Regions from separate parts of the Mus musculus genome. Here region 2 is linked to region 1. Evidence: chromatin loops called from intact Hi-C (ENCODE). Cell type or tissue: heart. All regions are shown on one strand. Each heading gives the region's core, and the rest is flanking DNA. Links, peaks and the distances in the headings are about the cores only. Region 1 holds the start of Srgap2 (SLIT-ROBO Rho GTPase activating protein 2). Region 2 overlaps Srgap2 (SLIT-ROBO Rho GTPase activating protein 2).

What was found. Peaks named below come from ENCODE experiments on the same cell type or tissue, not always from the same donor. Only the 100,000 strongest peaks of a DNase experiment are listed, where the experiment ranks them.
Region 2: it touches region 1 in a loop (3-fold over the local background); 9 of 42 quality-filtered maps call a loop at or near these places.

The regions. Positions count from the first base shown.
Region 1 is chr1:131,518,326-131,529,186 of GRCm38, forward strand. Srgap2 (SLIT-ROBO Rho GTPase activating protein 2) reads right to left here and starts at 9,036. Exons shown (of 23, transcript NM_001081011.2): 1 at 8,908-9,036; 2 at 6,613-7,268. The coding sequence starts at 6,679. Fam72a (family with sequence similarity 72, member A) reads left to right here and starts at 9,578. Exons shown (of 4, transcript NM_175382.4): 1 at 9,578-10,527. The coding sequence starts at 10,376. In heart, for the core only: CTCF peaks have their summits at 8,192 and 8,396; DNase peaks (open chromatin) are centred at 6,996, 8,226, 9,286, 9,976 and 3 weaker places; H3K4me3 peaks cover 5,000 bases; H3K27ac peaks cover 4,630 bases.
Region 2 is chr1:131,339,832-131,350,692 of GRCm38, forward strand. Srgap2 (SLIT-ROBO Rho GTPase activating protein 2) reads right to left here. Exons shown (of 23, transcript NM_001081011.2): 8 at 9,621-9,845; 9 at 5,931-6,032; 10 at 4,518-4,715. All of the region lies in intron 1 of Gm51644 (a long non-coding RNA gene), which reads left to right. Among named protein-coding and RNA genes, the nearest start is that of Ikbke, 66 kb to the left of the region's middle. In heart, for the core only: a CTCF peak has its summit at 5,078 (motif pointing right); DNase peaks (open chromatin) are centred at 5,830 and 7,260; H3K27ac peaks cover 385 bases.

The sequences.
Region 1 (10,861 bases), core at 5,862-10,861:
TCAAGATCAGCCAGGGCTATCTAAAAAAACCTGCTCTCTAAACAAACAAAACAATTCAGCAATTGTTTAAGACATAGAAAATATATTAATTAATATAATTACTAAAAGTATAAAATTTTATTGTTAATAAAATACAATGCTCATATTAAGAACATAACAAAAATATAAATGCATATATTAAAACTTTAAAAGTTATTGAGATAGTGATTATAAAAATATAGATGTGCAGACTTATAAAATATTGGTATAGAACATGTTTTAAGAAAGAAAATCTTAGCCAGGCAGTGGTAGCACACGCCTTTAATCCCAGCACTTGGGAGGCAGAGGCAGGCGGATTTCTGAGTTCGAGGCCAGCCTGGTCTACAAAGTGAGTTCCAGGGCAGCCAGGGCTACACAGAGAAACCAAAAGTAAAGAGAGAGAGAGAGAGAAAGAGAGGGAGAGGGAGAGAGAGAGGGAGAGAGAGAGAGAGAGAGAATCTTAGGGGCTGGAGAGATGGCTCAGCTCCTTTTCCAGAGACCTCAGTTTGATACCCAGTACCCACATGATGGCTCACAACCTTCTGTAATTATAGTTCCAGGGGATCCAACACCCTCTTCTTGCCACTGTAGATACCAGGCACACATGTGGCGCAAAGACATACATGCATGCAAAACACACATACATACAAAAATAAAAATGTTAAATTTTAAAAATAGAGTAAGAAAACACCTATGTTCGTTGCAGCATTATTCCAACAGGTAAAGGGTAGAAGTAAGCAAGTACCCATCAATAAATGACTGAAAAACCAAATGTGACAGATCCAGTGACACAATGAGTATCATTCCACCTTAAACACATGGCAACATGGCTGAGCCTTAAGGAAAATAAGCCAGTTACAAATGGGAAGTGCTGTATGATTCCACTTATATGAGGTGCCTAGAGTTGGAGACAGACAATAGAGGGGTGGGGGCCTGGAGCAAGAGATGGAGAGTACAGGGTTACTATTTGGTGGGTTTAGAGCTTCTAATCTGCAAAAATGAAAAGAGTTTCATGGATAGATGATTGATAATGGCTGTAAAACAATGTCAACATAGTTAATGACACTGAACAGTAAACTCAAGAAAGGTTAATATAAGAAACTTATGTGCATTTAACCACAGTTTAAAAAAAAAAGAAATGAGAGTTTCTACACATTGTCATTCACCTTCAATTTTTAAAGCTCTCCTTATTTTTTTTCAAACTAAGTTTCTTCAAAAGTAACTTTCTGAGATTCCCCACTGAAGCTAACAGTTCTCTTGAATTTTATTACTAGAAATCATACACTGACTGTTTTTCCTTTCAGGACAACGGTGTATTTTCCTAATGTAGCCATCAGAAGTCTAGGATGTGGGGTAGACATGACTCCCCTAAAAAAAAAGGCTTTATTGCAGAAGGGGAGCTTTACAGGGACCACACTTGGCAGACAGCAGGATTTGAAAAGTCAGCATCTGGGAGCTAGCTGATGCTGAAAATAGACCAAACCAGGTCATATTCTATAAACTTCACAAGGGCTTATCTTTAGCTTTTAGCCTGAGTGGTATAAAATCAATGAGATCCCAAAGGGCTTCTCCCAAGGAAATGTCCGTCCTATCCTTCCTAGAGATGAGTGCCTGTCATGGTAAAGGTAAGGAGTATTGCTAGGCAGCTCCCCTTCACTGCTGGTTTGCATAGTCGTATGGCATAGCCTAGCTCCTAGCTTTCCTACAGGGCCCTGCAACTCTGGGTGCCTGAATTTTCCCAAAGAGTTTCATTTTCTTTTAGGAGTCCACATTATTGCTGAGTTTCTATGTTCCCTAAATGAGGGAAGAGCACTCAGTCATCTCCCAGGAAGATGATAGCATCTGTTCGAGGATTCCAAAGAGATGGTTTACTGCAGCTTTTCACAAACTGATTATATTTAAAGTTCCCTTGGGGTGTAAGCTAGTGGAGGTTGGGAGGAAAGACACTTTAGGGAAAAGACCTTTGCTGGCATAAGCTAGGAACTTCTCAGCCCTCCCCTGAGAACAAGTCTGTTTAATACCCCCAATTGGCATTCCCAAGCATGAGTGCACACACAATATGGCTAGAACTGAAATCTCATCTTCGGCTCCCAAAGGGTACCAAAGAGTTAAACTGTTCCAGGAAACTGATTTGTTCTTTTCCTATCAAAATGCTCCATGAGCAAATTATAAAAAGTTCATTTCTCTCTGTCTATAATAGTATACACTGTAATCCCAACTTTTGGGAGGCTAAGATAGGAGAATCACTGTGAGTTCATCCAACCTGAGTTATATATAGTTAAGACCCAATCTAGGCAGATCTCTGAGTTTGAGGCCATCCTAGTCTATACAGAGAGTTCCAGAACTACATAGGGACACCCTGTCTCAAAAAAAAAAAAAACAAAAAACAAAAAAAAAACAAAGAACAACAACAAAAGACCCTGTTTCAAAACATAAAAATGATAATAATTTTACTCCTTAGCTTTATGGTGCACAAAGGTGAATAGAGGGGGAGTGGGGAGACAACCTTTAACACCTAATTAAGAGAGTACCTAGAGGTATTGTGGACAGTAATATGAATTCACCCAAGTCCCACCCAGACAATTACCTCTATTCTATGTCCCACTCTTCACTATGCAGTGTTTAAGTGCCAATAAAGATGCTAACAGGCTAGAGGTCAAATGTACCAGTTTCCAATCATGAATCTCATCAAGGCTGTCAAGAATTTCCAGAAATTCCTGTACATAAAAGTACTTTATAAAATAAAAAATAGAAATAAGAAAACTATGCAAGAAGACTAAGAATATTAGTGCTTTTGGGTTGGACACTGAAAGACATGAACTTTTCAAAGGAATCCAAACACCCACAAAGCAGAAACAGTGGTTGTTTTTACATAGCCACATAGCAGACTGATTAAGGGAGCATTTCTCCTGCCCCTGAAAACCATACTGAGGTAGGACTGCTACTGAAACCTCAGAAATTCCTCAGAGCACATGCAAGCAGGTGCTTTTAAGGAATAATAGCATGAGAGAACAAAATCATAGAAGAGAGTCCAAAGTCTACTGAAAGTCTACTTGGTTCAAACAATTCTGACTAAAAAAACAGAGATACATACAATATTTTCAGACAATTTGCCTATCATGCATAAAAGGAAATTAATGTTCAAAGAGTATGGGAGATTTTTAGTGGAGATGGATTTGTTTTGTTTTTGTTGTGTTGTGTTGTGTTTCTGAAACAGGGCCTCACTCTACTCCAGGCTGGCCTCAAACTTCCAAAGTTCTTCTACCTCAGCCTCTCAACTACCAAGATTACAGGCATGAGCCACCATGACTGGCCAAAGGATTTAAATGACAGGTACATGACACATTTTGTTATTCCTCAACAAACTTCAACTAGAACTGATTCATTCCTACTATGGTTTCCTATCATTTAACAGCTGGTGCTTAGAGAGTGAACTCTCAAGGCAGCCTGACTAATTGGCAAGTAGACTATACAGTCATTGAGTACTCACAGGTGCCAGATACTGAGCTACAAGAAATCTGCAGACTAGCTAGCTCCTTTATTCCTCATAGGAATAGGAAACGCACACTATTTTGCCAATTTTCCAATTAAGAAACTGAGACTCGGACAAGACATGTAACATAGTAGAACAAAGGTTTAAACCTGGATTCTCTGCCTCTAACACTTTTACTTTTAACGGACACACCAAATTGATAGCTGTATAACATTAAAAAAAAATTTCTTGGCATCTATAAGAGAAGTCTGGCAGTATCATGAGTTACTTCCACAGAATTCATAAAACTCAGAAACTCTGCTTGTAGAGGGTAGGGGCTCACACCTGTATTCCCAGACTCACAAGTCTGACTCAGGAAAACTGCCATAAATTCAAGGTCAACCTGAATTACAGAGTGAATTCTGGGCTACCACAGCCTACACATTGAGACCCTGTCTCTAAGAAGCAAAACGAACAAACAGAACACAATTTTTTGAAAGCCCAAATTCTTAATTCTGACAGGTGAGGTAGTAAGTCACAGTGCCAACCCCAAGCCAAGATCCCTTGAATTTAAATTATAGAGTCTTCCACCATATATGGTTCTAGAAATGTAAGCTCCATAGGGGTCTGGCATTCTGTCTTCTTGACTGATGTAGAAAAGCCTAGAACACATACTAAGCACTCAACAAATAATAAATAAAACAAGGAAGGTGCCACTTTTGACTGTATGACCTTGAAAGGGTTTTTTCCCTCTCATAACCTCAGTTTCCTTAGATGACAATACTTCCTGGAGAGAGGTGACAATTACATAGACCACTCACTGGGGTGCCATGGTACATGATGAACACCCAAAGTAAACTGTTAGCACACGGCTGCTATACATCACTATTACAGATCACACACACTTGCCTTAAGAATTGTTTTCACCATGAACAGATGATATTTTTACTGGGAAGGTACAGAAGTCTGTCAAACTACTCCTACCTTCTACACAGCTACCACCTAGCTGTGTGACCTTGAACAAACCTCTCCAGTTCTCTACCTCCTCCTCAGCTGTAAACTGAGGGACTAAACCAAGTCAGTTCCAAAAGCATTCATGGGTACCTCCTCCAGCGAGAACTCAGGGTCAGCCACCTACCAAATTCTACATTCCTGAATAGTCAATGGAAAAATATTCACACACACACACTCACACACACACACACACACACACAAAACGGTCTCTAGTCTGTGGCAGGGTTGAAGAGAAACTCCAAATAGCTAAGTGCATTACATCATCTCAATGAGCAATATTTGTAAATACGCAAAGTACTTAATTTTTGAGACACTCATAAGAAGCCTATTACCAATTTTTAAAAAATCAGCAAATTCTGATACCTGTTAGCCCTGAACCTTAAAAAAAAAAATCACCAACATATAAAAAAATCACTTTTCATCTTAGTCAAATGTGTGCTTATGGAGAACCACCTGGGAAAGACAAAGTTATTAACACTCCCTATGGCAACAGTTAAGAATAGGATGTATTTTTTCAATGATATATCTGGCTAAAACCACAGGGAGTGCATTACAAGAGCAGAATGTGCTGCATCTGGACAGGACATAGAGGCCAGTGGCCATTGTTTACAAAAACAGGCTGGGATTATGAATAATGACAAGAGGCCAGGACCTCAGTTATAACTCACAACCACACCTCTCTCAATTCCAATCCAACTGGAGCTCTCAGCATTCAACTACCCCATTCTTGTAATAAATCTGACCAATATTTGCAGTCAAATGGATTGAAGGTCCCTTAGGGCATCTCCTGCATTGACCAAACTGATAATATATATTCTAAAAAAAAATCCTGAAGACACAATGATGACTTCAAACTGCCTTTCAACCTTCTAAGAGATAAAAGGGACTACCCATTTCACACTCTCCCTCTAACCCACATCCAAGGCAATCATCAGAGGGGAGACATGGTCTTTACCAAGTCCTCTAAGATAGAAAAAGGTCTCCTTGCATTGGTGCAGGGAATGGAGTAGGGGCCCCTCCCTCTCTACTCTGAAACAAAGGAAAAACCCAGAGTTCCAACCATGTGGTTTAACATTCAAGGCCACCCACCTCTCCCACTTCCCAGCTAAGGTCTCAATGAACTGTAGCCACATGGCTCTTCCCAGTGACTGGTCAGAAAGGGGCAGTGCCTTGCACAAACACAGACTAGGGCTCCTTCACTGGCATGACACCTCCTAAGGGAAATGCCCGAGAAGGGAAAGCCATGTGGGTATAGGTTTCGATTTGAGAAGCCAATTTAAGCAGTGGACTAGATGAGGAGACAACACTTGATTTCTCCAGGTCCACATTCTGCCTTATCCCTTCACGTTTTTGCTGAAAGGAAATGGACCTTTAAAAAGCATGTATTCTGGAGCAGAGGGCAACAACGCAGAAGGGTTAAACAATTATGTCTTCCTATTTTCCAGTTTCAGCACCACTCTGAGAACCTAACAGCCTAACTCTGTTAAGGTTTAAGTGAGGGGTGGAAACCAGTTTGGATGGCCTTATTCTTTCTGGTCTGTGATCTTTGATTGTATGCAGGGTGACCACGGGCCAGACAAGTACTAGGTACACCCAATATGGCTAGGGACTTCCTGAATTCAGTGTCTTGGCAAATCTCAAGCTTTAATACAGTACCAGAAAAACCCCACCTCTCCCAGGTCTCTCCAAATGGTTTCCCCTTCCCAAGGTTGCCTTTCCACCTGGGCTTCTCTACAACCTTTGAAATAAATGTCCAAACACCTGTCAGATTTCAGCTGTCCTTCAAGGAAGCTTGACTCAAGACACCCAAAGGCAAATAGCAGCTTTTTTTCTCTCTCTCTCCCCGGAGAACCTCCTGCCCCTCCCCCACCCTGCCCAGCCTTTGGGAAAAAACTGCCAAATTAATGGTCAGCCCCACAAAGATATTCCTAAAGCCCTCTTCTAGTGCCTATGGCCCCTGACACTGCTGATCCACCTATGAAACCACCTCTGGGGTCAACTTACCACCTGCTCCACCCAAGAAACAAACGCCCTGAAAATTGGGGTGGAAACGCATGCTTCACCAGTCCGCAGAACATATGCTTTATGCTAATTTTCAAAATCCTTACCTTTGACCTGAGTATCGTACTCTGCGATGATCTCCTTATCCTTTTTGAATTTGGCTGGAGACGTCATGTTTTCCTTCTTTCTTCCAAATCCGAATTGTGAATTGATAGATCCACGGGAAAAATCCAACCACTGATATCAATGCCTCCAAGGCCACTTCTCCCACAGGCAGAGAAATGCCCCGCGGTGGTATCCAGAGCTCCAGGAGAACACGAGCGGCGGGATGGGCAGCCGGCTACTGCACACACATGCAGACTGTGGGCGCTGAGGCCGGGGGTGGGGAAGTGGGGGGCGGCGGCGGCTGGCTTAAGTACTAAAGCCCTAACCACAACCGCAGCATTAACCAGGAGAACTGCAGCGCCCGGAGGCTGGCCTGGGGTCTGACATCAACGACACAGGCTGGGAGTGGAAGTCCTTCCGCACAACATGGTGTAGGGGATGCGGGGGTGTGGACGCGCCCAGCTGTGTCCCTAGGAGGGAGTGGGTTTGTCTTGGGGTGCCAGAGGAGGGCTAGGCGTTCTTCGCGGGATTGTGTGTGTGTGTGTGTGTGTGTGTGTGTGTGTGTGTGTTACCAGCTCAAAGATTCTGCAAATCAAATCCCAAAAGGGTGCCGCTGCAGCGCAGAGTGGGTCGGAAGTCTTTGCTCCGGTTCACTAGCCTGTAAATGCAAGAAAAGGGGGGAGGGGGCGATCAGTCGGAGGGAAGATCCTAATCGCAACAGGGGTGGGGTCGGGGATGACACTCCAAGTCCAGCTTTGGCCCATTCATCTTGGCCTAACAACGCCCGCTCCGCCCGAAGACCCGGCGTGGCGATCAATGTAGGGAGGAAAAATGTTCCCTCCAGGTTTTAAGGCAGAAAGAGAACACTTTGGAGCAGCCGGCAGCGCGTGCTCCGGGCGGAGACTGCGGCGGGAAAGCTGAGCTGCGGGTGGGGACTGCGGCACCTCGGCGCTTTCCCAACCCTGCTAGCCCAAGAGGGGTCCTCCCGCCTAGCCCGCGACGCGGCCCCTGACCTCCGGCTGGGGCACCTCCCAGACATCTACAGGATCCATACCAGAGGGGACAACCAGATGGGCACAACTTTTCTTCCCCTGCCACCCCTCCTCCCAGTTGTTTTGTTTTTGGTAACTAGCTTCTCCTGGCAGCAAAACCGGGGAGGGGGGTGAGGGGGGTGGAGGGGGGACGCTGCAGGAAGGGCCCGCTCCGCACGGGACATCCAGGAAAACAATGTGGTCGGCAGAAGCAGGAAACGAGCTAGAGGCGAGGGTCTAAACCGGGAAAACCCGGAGATGGGAGGCGGCAGGCGGCGGTAGCCTTCCCCAAGCCAGGTATGAGAGTGACTCTAAATGGCACCCCCCCCCCAGTATTTTTTTTGTCCCCCAAGCCTAGGGATCACAAATACCGCACCCAATCCCAGTCGGGTGGGAGGCATCAGTGAGAGTCGCTCCGGGAGGCGCGAGAGGCGGCGGCAAGGAGGCTGAGGGAAGAGCTCCAATGCTGCGGCGGGCCCCTGCCTCCTAGGCCGCCCTGTCCCCGCCGGCGCACAAGCGGCTCCAGGCAGTGTCGCCTACTCCCGGCGGCTGGAGGAAGGGCCGCGCGCAGGAAGAGCGAGCAGAGGCCGCGCGGTGCGGGAGGACAGGAAGCAGGAGGCGGGCGTGAGGTGGGGTCCTGAGGCAGGAGAGAGCCCGGGCCAGCTCGAGCCGCCCAAGCTTGGACGACCAGAGAGGGCGCCGAGAGGACGGCTTTGGGGGCGAGGCAGTGAGGGAAACCGCGGTGGACCGCTGCAACGTGAAGTGTAGGATGTTGGCAACTTTCGGGACCCGCATGAGGTTTGGGTATCAGAGTGGGTGGAGAAGCCCTGGGAGACAGACTGGAGGGCTGGACGGAGAAAGCACCCTGCAAGCCGTGAGGAACACCCCATCTTTCCGGGTCCTGGGCTGGCAGCCAAGGCTAGGAGACCAGGGACGAGACCAGCGGACCGTTACGGCGAGGCCCCTAGGTGGACCCGGCCAACCGTGTGCAAAGGGGCTGCGGGAGGGCGGTGTCGCCGCGTGAGGACCGTCCTCGGCAGTGCAGGGATGGGCGGAGAGATGAACAGTCCCGAGAAGTATTATGGGCTGCACTGGGGGATTTGGAGGGCCGGGGAGGGCGGTATGAGGACCGCGGGCGGCGACACGGCTAAGGCGGCGCCGAAAGCAGCAGCATCCGCAACGCGTCCACCCGCCCAGTCCCGGTTTGTTCAGTCAGAGCAGCAGCAGCCGGGCGTACGGGGAGGGAAGGGGAGAAGGAGCCTTTACCTGGCTCTGCCGCGACCGGTCCCAGGCCCAAGGTTCCGCTTCCCACTTAGCGTTCTCCTCCCCGCCACCCTCTTCTACGCAGTTCGGCCCCCCAGTTCCCTAAGGAGACTCCGCCAACTCCGCAAGACCCCGCCGGGAAGCTGAACCCACCCCTTTGCCAATCACCGCCCGCCTAATAGCGACTGACGGGGACTATAGCCAATAGGAACAACTGATCCATAGACGCCAGGAGTAGAGGCGGGGCTGACGAAACTTAGAGGTGTGGCGAACACTAGCTGCCTAGGCGCAGTCCTAGAGTGAGCTCCTCCCCGGCCTGTGGAAGCCTAAAGTAAAGCTGATGGGCGGGATAAAATGGAAGCGACAGCCAAACACAAACTCTCAAGAGAAGACGGGACCAATCGGACCGGGAAAGGGAGGAGGGAAGTTCAGCCAATAAATAGTAGAGAACGGCCTGGACCTTAGTGTATCCACCAATAAGAAACTCGGGGTGTGTCTTCCAAGTTCACAGGGGGGAGGGTTTAAGCCGAGCAGATGCTGGCCAATGATCTTAGGGGCTGAGCTAATATTAACCAATCAGAGAGCCGATCTGATATCGGCACCGTTACTGGGGCGTGGCCTCTGAGCTCACGTCAGGAGAAGGCCCTTGGCCTTCCAATGTGGGTCTGGGGCAAATTCTAGTCCTCCCAATCCCTGCTCGGCGCAGGCAATTCAAACTGACAGCGGGTTAGAAAAAGCAGAGAAAGCGGAAGAAAGAGCAAAACCCGGCGTGTTCGCTGACTGACTGCAGCGCGAACTGAGCCTATTCCGAGGCTTCTCCCCTCCACCTCGCTACACCGCTGCTCACTTCGGAGCGACCGCTGTGGAAGAGACCTTACGGGTTACGGGCCGCAAGTGCGAGAGCTCGGCCGGGAGAGGACGCCGAGAGCCGTGGTGCAAGGGAGAAAGCCCACGGGCGAGCTCCGAGAAGAGGGAGCGGGACGGGGCCAGAGCCCGCGTGGAAAGGGCTGAGGGGCGTTGAATCCTACGAAGAAGCCGCGTGGAGCTGAGCAAGAATTGGAGCGCTCTGCGGGCGGAGCTCGCGCTGGGAGTGGTCAGAGAGGCGAGGCTTTAAAGGGAAGAAGCCCGCTGGGAACTGGGAAATCGCCCAATTCCGGAGCCGGGGTCGGAGCTGAAGAGTAGAAGATTCTTGAAGACCAGAGAAAGTTAAACCTGTTGCGGAAGTTTCCCTTCAACTCCACTTGTCTCTCCCCACCTTGAACTCCATTTCCCTTCCCTCCCCAAGTCAAAAGGAAGTAAAATTTGCTCTTCCTACTCAATAAATACTAAGTTTCCCTTTCCACCAGGAAAATAGGACTCTCTTCCCAGTTTTAGAGCGTAGAGAACGAGAGGCCTTCCGTCTTGATTGTTAGCCTGAGGAAATCAAAGTTTCCCCTTTCAAAATTCTGCACCTCTTTCAACGTGGGACGCTATGTCTACCAACAACTGTACTTTCAAAGACCGATGCGTATCCATCCTGTGTTGCAAATTCTGTAAACAAGTTCTCAGCTCTAGGGGAATGAAGGCTGTTTTGCTGGCTGATACTGACATAGACCTTTTCTCTACAGACATCCCTCCTACCAAGTAAGTCTGACGGGTGGCCCTTTAGCTGGACAGTGGATGGCATGGGTCCCTGGGAGTCAAGGTTATCATTTGGTGTTCTAGCCACTCCCACCAGTCTGATGATTCCCTTGGAGTTTATCTAAGTGGGCAGACTGTCTGGACAAAGCCTGTGGTTTGCCCAGCGTGGTCAGTACTGAGGTCACTCTTCCAGGCCCTTAGAGTCATGTGTCTGTGCATCCCTTATGTTGACTCTTAAGGCTCAATGCCATGTCCAAACACCCTTCCTCACTGAAGCAAGTCTTTAACAGCCACTTGGAAAGAAGTGTGTAATGATTCATTTAAAGTGAAATTCATG
Region 2 (10,861 bases), core at 2,709-7,708, 180 kb before region 1:
TCTCTCCTATTGTCTTACCCAAATCTACCCCTAAGAATTCAGATAGTTTGACTTTGTTATTTTCAATCCCTTCCTCATTCTACTTCCCACTTGAGAGCTCCATACTTGGGGCTAGAGAGATGGCTCAGCAGTTAAGAGCACTTACTGCTCTTGCAGAAGACCTGGGCTCAGTTTCCAGCATGCACATGATGGCTCACAAGGTAAAGTTTTAGGGTTCCAGTGCTCTCTTCTGACCTTTAAAGCAATTGCATGCAGACAAAAACTCACACATAAACAAAAATAAATCTGAAAAAAAAGTTTTGTTTTAAGGTTTTTTGTTTTTGTTTTTTTAAAAGAACCCCATACTCCATTTTTTCAAAAAAATGTTTAGGAGACTCCAGCTTCCTAGGGCTTCGATGATTCTTGGCTAACCAGAGCAGAGAAATGGCTAAAAGGGGATGATGCGAATATACAATGGAATTCTGTCCAGCCATTGGAAAATGATTTCTGTGAGATATGGGACAACTCTTTTTAGACTAACATGAATAATATTCAGAATAAGTGATGACAGCCTAGTGGGGACAGTGAGAGTGGCATACTTGCTTGTCACACTTTATTTCTTATCATTTTGCTTTGTGGGGATGAAGAAGGAACTCACAATGTCACACAAGCTAGGCAGGCACTCTTAACTTCTGAGCTACATTCCCAGCCCCGTTTTTTACAATTCCAGTGTAATTGATTGTATTAAGGGCACTCGCTGATAGATCACCAATTGCCTATGCATAGAAAACCTCTGAAAGGACTAAATATACCAGTTTTAATCCATGGCTACAGGGAGGGAAAGTAGGTGTCAGGGGTAGGTAAGGCATGTGTACCTCCTTTTAGTTTCCTTTTGATACATTTTAGTCTTTTTAAAAGGGTGTAACAACAATGAAAAGAGGTAGACACTGGGGGATGATGTACTATATAAGTTGAGTGACAGCCAAAAAGACAAGGAGGTCAGAAAACAAGTCCCTTCTTATAATAAGGGAGGAGAGTTGCTGAGTCTTTCCTTTTAGCTCCTCAGCAGGGGACAGAGGGAAAGCCCGTGCCAGCAAGTGACTTGAGCTCTGGGTTCAGCTCTTGATGAAGGCCTTATTCAAGCTATCCATCCGCTGCACGTTTTTTTCCTTTTTCTTTTTCCCCAAAGCTTTCAAATGAGAAGGCTGGGTTAAATGATAATTAAAAGATGCTTCAAGTTTAAAATTCTATAATTTTCCACAGACTATTGCAAACAACTGATCTTTGTAAGACATACTTCAAATTTCTAATTGATGTCTCATGGACAGATTAATCTGATGACAGTAGCAAGCAGTCATAAAACTATCCAAAAGCCCACGTGGTCACTAGACATACTAGCTATGAGTCAAGCCATGATGAAGGATATCTTCACCACTTTCCAAGAGCAGGGAACTTCTAGCATATGCTGCTTTGATATTTTTTTCCTTCACTGTTTGACAAGCATAGGCAAGCCCTCTGTTTTAATATGGAGACCAGAATGTCCATTTCACTACTACTACCACCAAAAATGCCTTGCTACCAGGACATAAATTACGTGACACATATCATATCCATTCACAAAAAGTAATGAATTCTTGCAAATCTGTAACAAAGCCCAAACTCATTGCTGTTAGTTAAAGCAATGTGCCCAATTTTTGACAAGGAGCACCATGGCTAACAAATTCAGGAATGGGTTGTAGAACCCCAATGTATTGAGGTAAAAGGGGAACAGGTAGGTAGGATTTTAGAAGTCACAAGTTAGGGTAAAGTTATTTCTTTCTTAAAAATGATTTATTTTGAATTATGTGTCTATGTGTGGGCATGTGCATGTGAGTGCTGGTGCCCACAGAGGCCAGGAGAACTGGATCTCCTAGAGTTGGAGCTATAGGCAGTTATGAGCCTGCAGACATGCGTGTTGGGAGTCAAACTCACATCCTCTGCAAGAGTACTATATAAGCTCTTAAACGTGCTGAAGCATCTCAGCAGCCTTCTTGTTTTGGAACAAATGTCAACTTCTGAATATGTATGTTATAGATTTATTCAAAGAAGAAAATAATTCTGAGAAAGATTTGGTTAAGTATAGATTTTTCATATCCAAAATTTCTTGCCTTCTTCTCTTTTGTTGTTGAGTGTGTGTGCATGCATGCATATATGCCAGAGGTCTGTGTTAGTCACAGTATCTCCTTCAATTGCTTTCTAGTTTATTTTCTGAGGCAAGGACTCTCACTGAACCTGGAGCTTTCTAATCATTAGACTGGCTGGTTAGCAAGACCCAGGGATCTCCTTGTTTCTACTCCCCAGCTCTGAGATTACAAGTGTCTATGTTTCTTTTGCATGGGTTACTGGGATTCAAACTTAGGTCTTCGTGTTTGTGTGGCGTGCACTTTACTGACTAAGCCATCTCCCCAACCCTAAGCCCTAAAATTTCTTAACTTGAGGAATTCTCAAGTTTAAATTTAAAATACAAATATAAAATTTACATATGTAATATATATAAATCTAAAATTTTAAAAAATATATTTTAAAAATGGAATACAATAAGACTAGGTCACTGATATTTAATCAGCTCAGAAAGAGTTGCCAAAAATTTCTATTATTAGAAGATAATATAGTTTGGAAAGGAGGACAGTGATAGCCCCCATTGGAGTCAAGAAGCTACACATATTAAAATTAAAAGTCAGCTTGTGTAAAGCTTCCCCCAGCACCATTCGTCCTTGTTGCTGACGCACATCCACGCACTTACACACTGTACCTTTCTTATTTAGAAACACAGGAAGTCAGAATTAAAGCTCTCCCTGTATGCCTATGCCCTCATTCTCTCCTTTCTCCTCAACTTTAAGCAGTCCCAACTTGCAGCATAGAATCTGGCATACAGTAAATACACGATAAATGATTAGTGAATAACTTAATGGTTGATGCATGGATTAATAATGATGATGGTAAAATGAGTAGCAGTTACTGAGTGCCGTGAACTAGGCTATGTGTCACTCCATCCTCTGTATAGATTTGCACATGCTTAGAAGATGTAGTATAGACTGGAGACAGAGCTGTACTTCTTTCCCAGCACATAAAAGTTCTACCAAGAAACAAACAACTGCATCCCAAGCAATTTGAAAATATAATTAAATGACTTAAGTTTATAATGCAATATATACAACATCTCATTTTTGTAAATATAATTTTAAATACATGCCTCATATGAATTTATTTTCTTCTTTCTGCTTCTAAGTTTTACATAATGACCATGTTTTAAAATGTTTTTCTTTATATAACAAAAAATTTTGAGTTGTTTTAGAACAATATTCTTAAATCATATTCTTTTAAAAGTCTTCTTTGGGATTTAAAACTACAAAAACACCAAGGATTTGGAGTTTAACTAAGTGAAACAGATTTACAAAAACACCAATCAATCATGTTAGGGCTCTTAAAGAAAAAAGGAGAGTGCACAAAGAAAAAAATTAAACAAATTGTCCCAGCTGGAAGACAAATCTAATTTGCTCCATGCTGAGTGTGCTTCATGACTGGAAGACAATTGACGTCCTTTCATTTGCTCAGTGTGGATTGTCAATGGCCATGTGGTATCTTACAACTGAAAAGTCAGTTTTTCTTTTCTTGGTCATCATAAGATAAGGAAATAAATTTTGGTACAGGCAAAAGTCAGACTTGGCAAGTTCAAAACAATTTAATTATTAAACAAAAGATCAGCTAACAGCTTTTTAAAAACTATTAACTAGCTAGGCGTGGTGGCACACGCCTTTAATCCCAGCATTCGGGAGGCAGAAGCAGGTGGATTTCTGAGTTCAAAGCCAGCCTGGTCTACAGAGTGAGTTCCAGGACAGCCAGGGCTACACAGAGAAACCCTGTCTTGAAAAACCAAACCAAACCAAACAAACAAACACAAACAAACAAAAACTATTAACTTTTGTACACACAGACACACATAGATACACATCTACTCATCTAAAAGGAGATCTGAGAGAAATGAATAAAATATACTGCTCTAGAATTCTCTACAAACCCACCAAGTTGCTCATTTAAGTCTCTTTAACTTTCACCAATAATTAGAAAAAATAACTTCCTAATAATGGAACTTATATGATAATGTATTCAAATCACTTAGGAGAGACTTTAAATTTCTTAAAACAATATACATATTGGCAAAGATATTTGAATATAGTTCTCAAAAACCAATAAACTTAATTCCCTTGCCATGATCTCTTGTGAGTGAGAGGGCTTCTATACTAGCTGGTTAAAAGTTTCCCTGATTTTTTTCTAAGTGATTTCTTTAGGAGCATCCCTTTCTTTGAGGGCCCCAGAAGACACATAGAACTTGTAGATGTTTTTGCTTTAAGTGTCAAGGTGGTGTCCAAGTATGCCAGGCTCAAATCTTGTGCATTTAAAGCTTGCTTTTCAGACAGTTGGCAAAAACTCTTGATTCCAAAGCTCCTGTGGGCGTCAGTGTCTACTGATGTTCTTATAAGGCCAAAGAGTGCCCTTACCGTGAAATAAAACTGTTCCGTCTCTTGCTGGTTCGCTCTCCTCTTAGCAATGCTGGGCTTGCTCATGAATGTTTCAGAGACAGTTGATTTGACAGACTCCATGGAATTGCTATACTGGAAGCAGTCAGATACATCAAAATCCTCAACAGTCACAATGTCTTGAATGGTCTGCAGGGTGGCCTCCATTGTCTTTTTCACCTATAACCATAATGGCCAAAATAATCATGAGAAGCAGGCTTTAAAATGGCAGGTGATAGAGCAACTAGGAGGAGCTTGAGAGGAGGAATGTCTCTCTTCCCAAGAGAGGGGTAGGAAGGAAGGATGCCAGCAGATCACAGCTGCACTTCTCACTGAACAGTACTGAGTGATTGAGTGATGAACATCACAGGAACCCAGTTTCAGCTCACTGCTCTCTCCAGCAAACACCTAAACTCCACTCTTTCTCTGCTGTGTACCTTTTATGTAATGTTTACTTTCTTCAAAGAGACTTATCGTATGTGTAGATGTTTTGCCTGCATGTGAGTGTGTCATGTGATGCCTGGTTCCTGTGGAGGCCAGAAGAGGGGGTTGGAGTTGCTGGAATTAAAGGTAGGGATGGCTGTGAGCCACCATGCAGGTGCTGAAGCCAAGCCTGCGTCCTCTGCAAGAGCAACCAGTGTTTTTAACCTATTTCTTTATTATAATGAAAGTGCAAAGGGAAACAGAATAACATAATTGCAAAACAGTATTTCCAACATACTGGAGCTGATGAAAATATGTGATAGATCCTGTCCTTCAATGTTCCTGGCACTGTTTCGTGACCTTCAATCAATGAATGGGTTTGCTTTCCTATTTGCAAACTAAGTGACCCAACCCTACTTCTTAGTAAAATTAAGACTTACTAAAATACAAGAAAAAGCCATCTGAGCTCAATGGAAACCTGGATTACCTTTTTAAACTGGATTGTTTTTAAACTTTTAAAAATTGCCTTTTTAAACTGGATATTAAAAGAAAATATTCTGTGTTTAGAAAAAAAAAAGTCACCCTCCTGTAAGAGGAGAGAGATGTCTGAAGTGTCAAAGTCAAAAGGTTTCTTTTTGAAAATGCTGGAAAAAGCCAGTCATGAGTGGGTCATTTCAGAGACTTGATATTGTTCCCACAGTGGCCAAGTGCCACTTTGATTAAATGTGTAGTGGGGAGGGGCATTTTGTAAAAGCCTAAAATAGAGCACAACCTTTGGCAATGTACGAACAACTTCCTGAATTTCAAGGGCAGGATGTAGCAGCAGGGAAAGCGCTAGCCTCTATTTGGCCAGGAAATCTCTGCAATAGCCTGGACATTCTCTGCATGCTCCTTCTACTTGCCCCTGATGGACAGCCATAAGTAGTTCAACAAGGAAACAGTGGCTCCGAGCTTCCTAGGAAGGAAACACACCTCTTCATTCTCAATCTTCAAAGTGGATAAGCGAGACTGCAGCTGTTGGCATCTCTGCACCAGCTCACTCTGGACAGGCTGCTGGGCACAGAGTTGAGAGGCCTGTCAGAAAAAGCAACAGAAGGTCAGGAAGAGGACATATATCTTTTGAGGACTCCAGAGTTCTCACTACTGCTCAAAACAATTTACATTGTATTGCATCCCAACTACTGGAAGGCTTGCAGTTTCTATGAGCAAAAAAAAAAAAAAAAAAAGTATGCATGTGAACTTCTAGACCAAAGGATATGTGAAAGGGGAGGAGAATCTATTTGGAAAGACTGTTTCTCTCTTTGTAACTCAAAGGCAGGCAGGTGGTTGGCAGGGTAGGTCTAGCAGCAGCTGCTGATTCAGGGAATTCTGAGGAGGCTAGACAAGAGTGTTTCAAGAAGCCCTTGGTTCAGAAACCCAACACTTTGGCACAGTGAAGTTCCTGCCAAAGGTCCAAGTGGTCACCTCTCTGGCTCTTCCCTCCTCCCACTTCATACACTAGAGTTAAAAAGCAGGAGAGAAGTGGGCCAAGAAGCTAACTTGCTGCTGCTGGCAGCATGTATGTTTATAAATCTGGGTCATGCACGAGAGCTTTGAGCCAATGGGAAAGAGTTTATGTGAATTTGGGAGCAAGTTCATAAGCTCAAGTTAGAGAGCCCCAGAGGGCATGAGATCTGACAGGAGGAACTTGATATCTTTAAATAGCCATCATTGTATCCCACTAGGTGTGAGATCCCCTGTACCCCCATCCCCAATTAACCAACTCTATCTTCTGTGAAGGAACAGCTGACGTAGAGTCTATAGATAAAGGTGAGGCTATGGTATGAGGTAATCCGATCTCCTGGATGACGGATGACAGGCAGAAGGCTAGGAAGTGAAGGATAGGACCCATGTGGAGGAAGTGCCTGTCACTTTATTATCAAGTGTCCTTTAGCTCTTACCAGAAGAGACATATGGATAGAATTTGGCTCTGTTATCCTCAGCAAAGACTGAGTATATTCATATATTTGTAAACCACTCTCTTACTCAAAAAAAAATAAAACTTCTCTTTAAATGGAGGAGACTGGAAATTGACCTTTTTCCCCTTTGGTATTTAAGATTCCAACTGATTTGATCTCTTCTTCATCTGAGAGGCTTGTTCAAGATTTGGAGCTGATTTCACTATGGCTTTTAGAAGTAGACATAATGGAGAAAGCTTGTTGGCCAGATGGGTTACTGCCAAGAATGAAATTTCTGTTTCTGGCCCTGATGTCACCAGTTGTGCATCCAGTGCCCTCAAACCTCTGGGTGCACCAAGAGTTGAAACAGGCACCAAGTCCTAGTGCATCCAAGAGCAGCTGCCATCTGCCATATCTGCAGTCCGAGAACACCAGTGTAGCTAATTCCAGAGCTTCCATTAAAATGCTACCTGAACTTTGGCCCCATTTAAAGGACTTCCAGGCAGCTCCTTTCTTCTGCCTACAAATATCCCACAATGAGGCAGAATGCCTGTTAGCAGGATGCAAGAATAACTTGACATCTCATCTCTAAGCCAGAATGGGAAATTCTGGCCCCTTTTCTGGCCAAGCCATGAATCAGCTGTATCACATACTGGGCAAAAGAATGAACTATTATTTTTTAAAGTCACCCTGGCCTAGAATGGAAGAATTAGAGAAAAAAAAATGTCTCCAATCCTGTTTCTTTAAGGAGCAGCAAAGCTGCTGATGCATGCTTTGTCAGTGATCTCTAGCCAGGATGCAAGGTAATGCACTCCATCTGTGCTTTAGAGTATGGAAATGTGGTTCTGACTGGGCAAGGAGGGGGACTGAGTACCCATCATTTGGATTCCCATTTATGGAGACATGCTGTTTGGCTCAGAAGAGAACTCAGATAACACCAGAAAATCAACCAATCCACTCAGATAGTCCCAAGTTCCATTTATTCAGAGGAAGGAATCTCAATGGCAGCTGGAGAATGGGTTTAGAAGACAACTATAAACAGAAATCAAAGCAGGTGAGGAATGGGGCTTCCTGGAGGTTGGTGATGCCCCCTCCTAACTGTAACACGATGCTGTCTTAGTTTTCCATCGGTCTAGATGCTGACATCTACTCAGCCACAGCAATGGAAACAAACTGTAATGGGTTAGGTTTTCCCCAAGAAGAAGAGGAGAGAAACCACTTCATATTTTATATATAAAACAGAGAAGTACCACTCCACTGTGGTCAGTCTATGACAGTAAACTGTCTGATTAGCATACTATTGATTATCAGGCTAGAGCAAGGTTTCTAAAGAGTCTAGATTCTAATCCAGGCAAGCACTACTCCTGGCAAGAGTACCTTGCAGATTTGTGGTGTCCTCTCATCTACTCCTTGTGGTCTCACTAACTACTGTGGGGAGCTGAGGTAGCTTTTGAGAGAGTCTAAAAGAGTGGATGAAGTCCTGAATGAATGTGTATTGTTGACAAGGGCATGGTCATGTCAAGGACCAATGCCATACTCTCCATCCAAGCTAGCAGAACCTACCCGACCCCAGCTTTTCTGTACATGTGCCTGCTTTTCTTCATTCCCTGGTCACCCCAGTCAGGTCTCTAGGACACAGCTACTTGGGACAGGGTGGAATATTCTCTGGGAGAACCATCCACCCTACAGCTCAGGACAGCTGGATTAGATGGAACATGAACCTAGGCTCAAGGATAAGCATATCAGTTAAAATCAAAGAGATATACTACAGGGTCTGAAAGAATAGAACAGTTTATCTGACAGGAAACACCCTCTCCTTCAGATGTAATAAAACTATATACAACTCTAGTGTGGGGTATTGGGCTACACACAGACAGTCTGGTTTCCAGTCGAGTTGAGGTCTGAACCCTAGGACCAGGTGGTGATAATTCACCTACATGGGACGGAAGGAGTTCTCTCATATCTCCTGGACTCAAGGCTCCTGTCGAAGTTACCATCCCCTCAGACCCCACAGAAGAAGCATGGTTAGTAGTCTCATAGGCAATGTCTCAGTCCCAAGCTTCTGACCTTCAGGCTAAACTCCTCCCCAGTTACCTAGCAACAGTAAAGATAACAGCATACCATAAGAGGGGCTGTTTGGCCCCTCCTCACTCTCTTGCTTTCTTGCTCTTACTCCCCTTACTCTTACTCTCTCCTTGTCCTCTCCTCTCCTCTCCTTTCCTCTCACTCTCTTCTTCTTCCTCTCTAGCCTTTCTTCTCTCTCTCATTTTCCCCCTTCTCTCCTCTTGGCCATGGCTGGTCTCTCTCTCTCTCTCTCTCTCTCTCTCTCTCTCTCTCTCTCTCTCTCTCTCTCTTTTACCTTCTCTCCTTTCTCCCTGCCTTTCTACAATAAAACTCTAAAACCACCGGACTGTCTCTGTTCATCAAGGCCTGCTGCGCTTACTCTCACCTGTGTGGGAACCTCTCTCCCTCTACCCTCTCCCTCACCCCCTCCCCTTGTTCATCCCCAGTCCAGTGGGGCCAGTGGGTTAGATGCCCACCCGGGGCCAAGTGGAAAGCATCTGGCAGCCCTCCCACGTCTGCCTGTCCAGAGCATAGGAGGAACTATGGCCAGACGTGGGCTATCCTCCCTCCCTCCTCTTTCCTCACACCCCCTTTTAGTTCCCACACTCTAGTACATTCAAGTCCCTTTGGGGGAAATGTACAATATAGGGAATGGCCTTACCATATCTCCCATGTGGGGCTGGAATTCAAATTTCATAGGGGGGCAAAAAACATTGTTGTACATCTCCATGAGCCGTTGCTTGTCACTGGTGGCATCTAGGTTTTCTACTGCATTTTCAATAGCATCCAGACCTTCATGTTTTGACTGTTCCAGATTTAATTCAGCAGATAGGAAAGTGCGTAGAGCCCGGTTCAGGCTAGCATGGTAGCCTAGGTCACAACATTGCTGTGGGAAGGAGAAGGCACATAAGCACACCACAGACATCTCAAGGTCTGACAAGAAGGGAAGTGGTCTTGGGGTAGATCTGACCATATCAAGGTGACTGACTGTAACAGGAAGGAAGCTGAGATTACAATGTCAAAACCTGGGTAAGATTCCTTAGTTCTTGCTCCCTAGTTCACTGGTTAGCACACCATGCAGGGCACTAAGGTGGTTAGACAGAAGAAGATTCATAAAAAACAATGATAAGAGTTAACCAAATGATGTTTCATAAAAATGAGAATGTCCACAAGTTAGAGAATTCCGTTCTGTTTTCTGGTTTGTCTGGGGAATGCCATAACAACAAAATTCAACAACAATAATAATACTGCCTGCTATGATTCTCTGAGGGTTCCTGTGGTTAGAAGTCACTACATAGCAAGCTTTCCAGGCCAATGGAGCAGCCAGGAGTCAAAAATCTGGAGTGCTGTACCAGCAGTAAATTCACATATACTCAACTCTAGGTAGGTGGGAGAAGGAGAGAACAGAAGGTTGGTTGAGTCATGACATTAACTTTCAGTGATCTGGGACAAGCCTGAGCTGAAGAAAGCTAAACCACAAAGTCCTAAATATAAGTGTAACTGGGAAGATTCTTATCATGCTTTTGATTTTCAACAACAAAAATGAAAAGAAGAAAATGAAAGAGGCAATTGTAGGGGTTGGGGAATGTAGGTCAACTGGAAAGGGGTGTGTCTAGCATGCATGGAGACTTAGGTTTGATTCCCCCAGCACTGTGTAAACGGACTGTGGGGAAGCAGACTGGTAATCTCAGGCACTCAGGAGGGAAAATTAAGAGGATCAGAAGTTCAAGGTCAACCTCAGCTGCATAATCAATTCAAAGCCAGCCTCTGTTTTTAAACAAACAAACAAACAAACAAACAAACAAACAAACAAACAACAAAAACCAGGGCTAGAGGAGTAGCTCAATTAGTAAAGTCCTTGTGGTGCAAATATAAGGAATTACGATTGATCACAAGCCTATG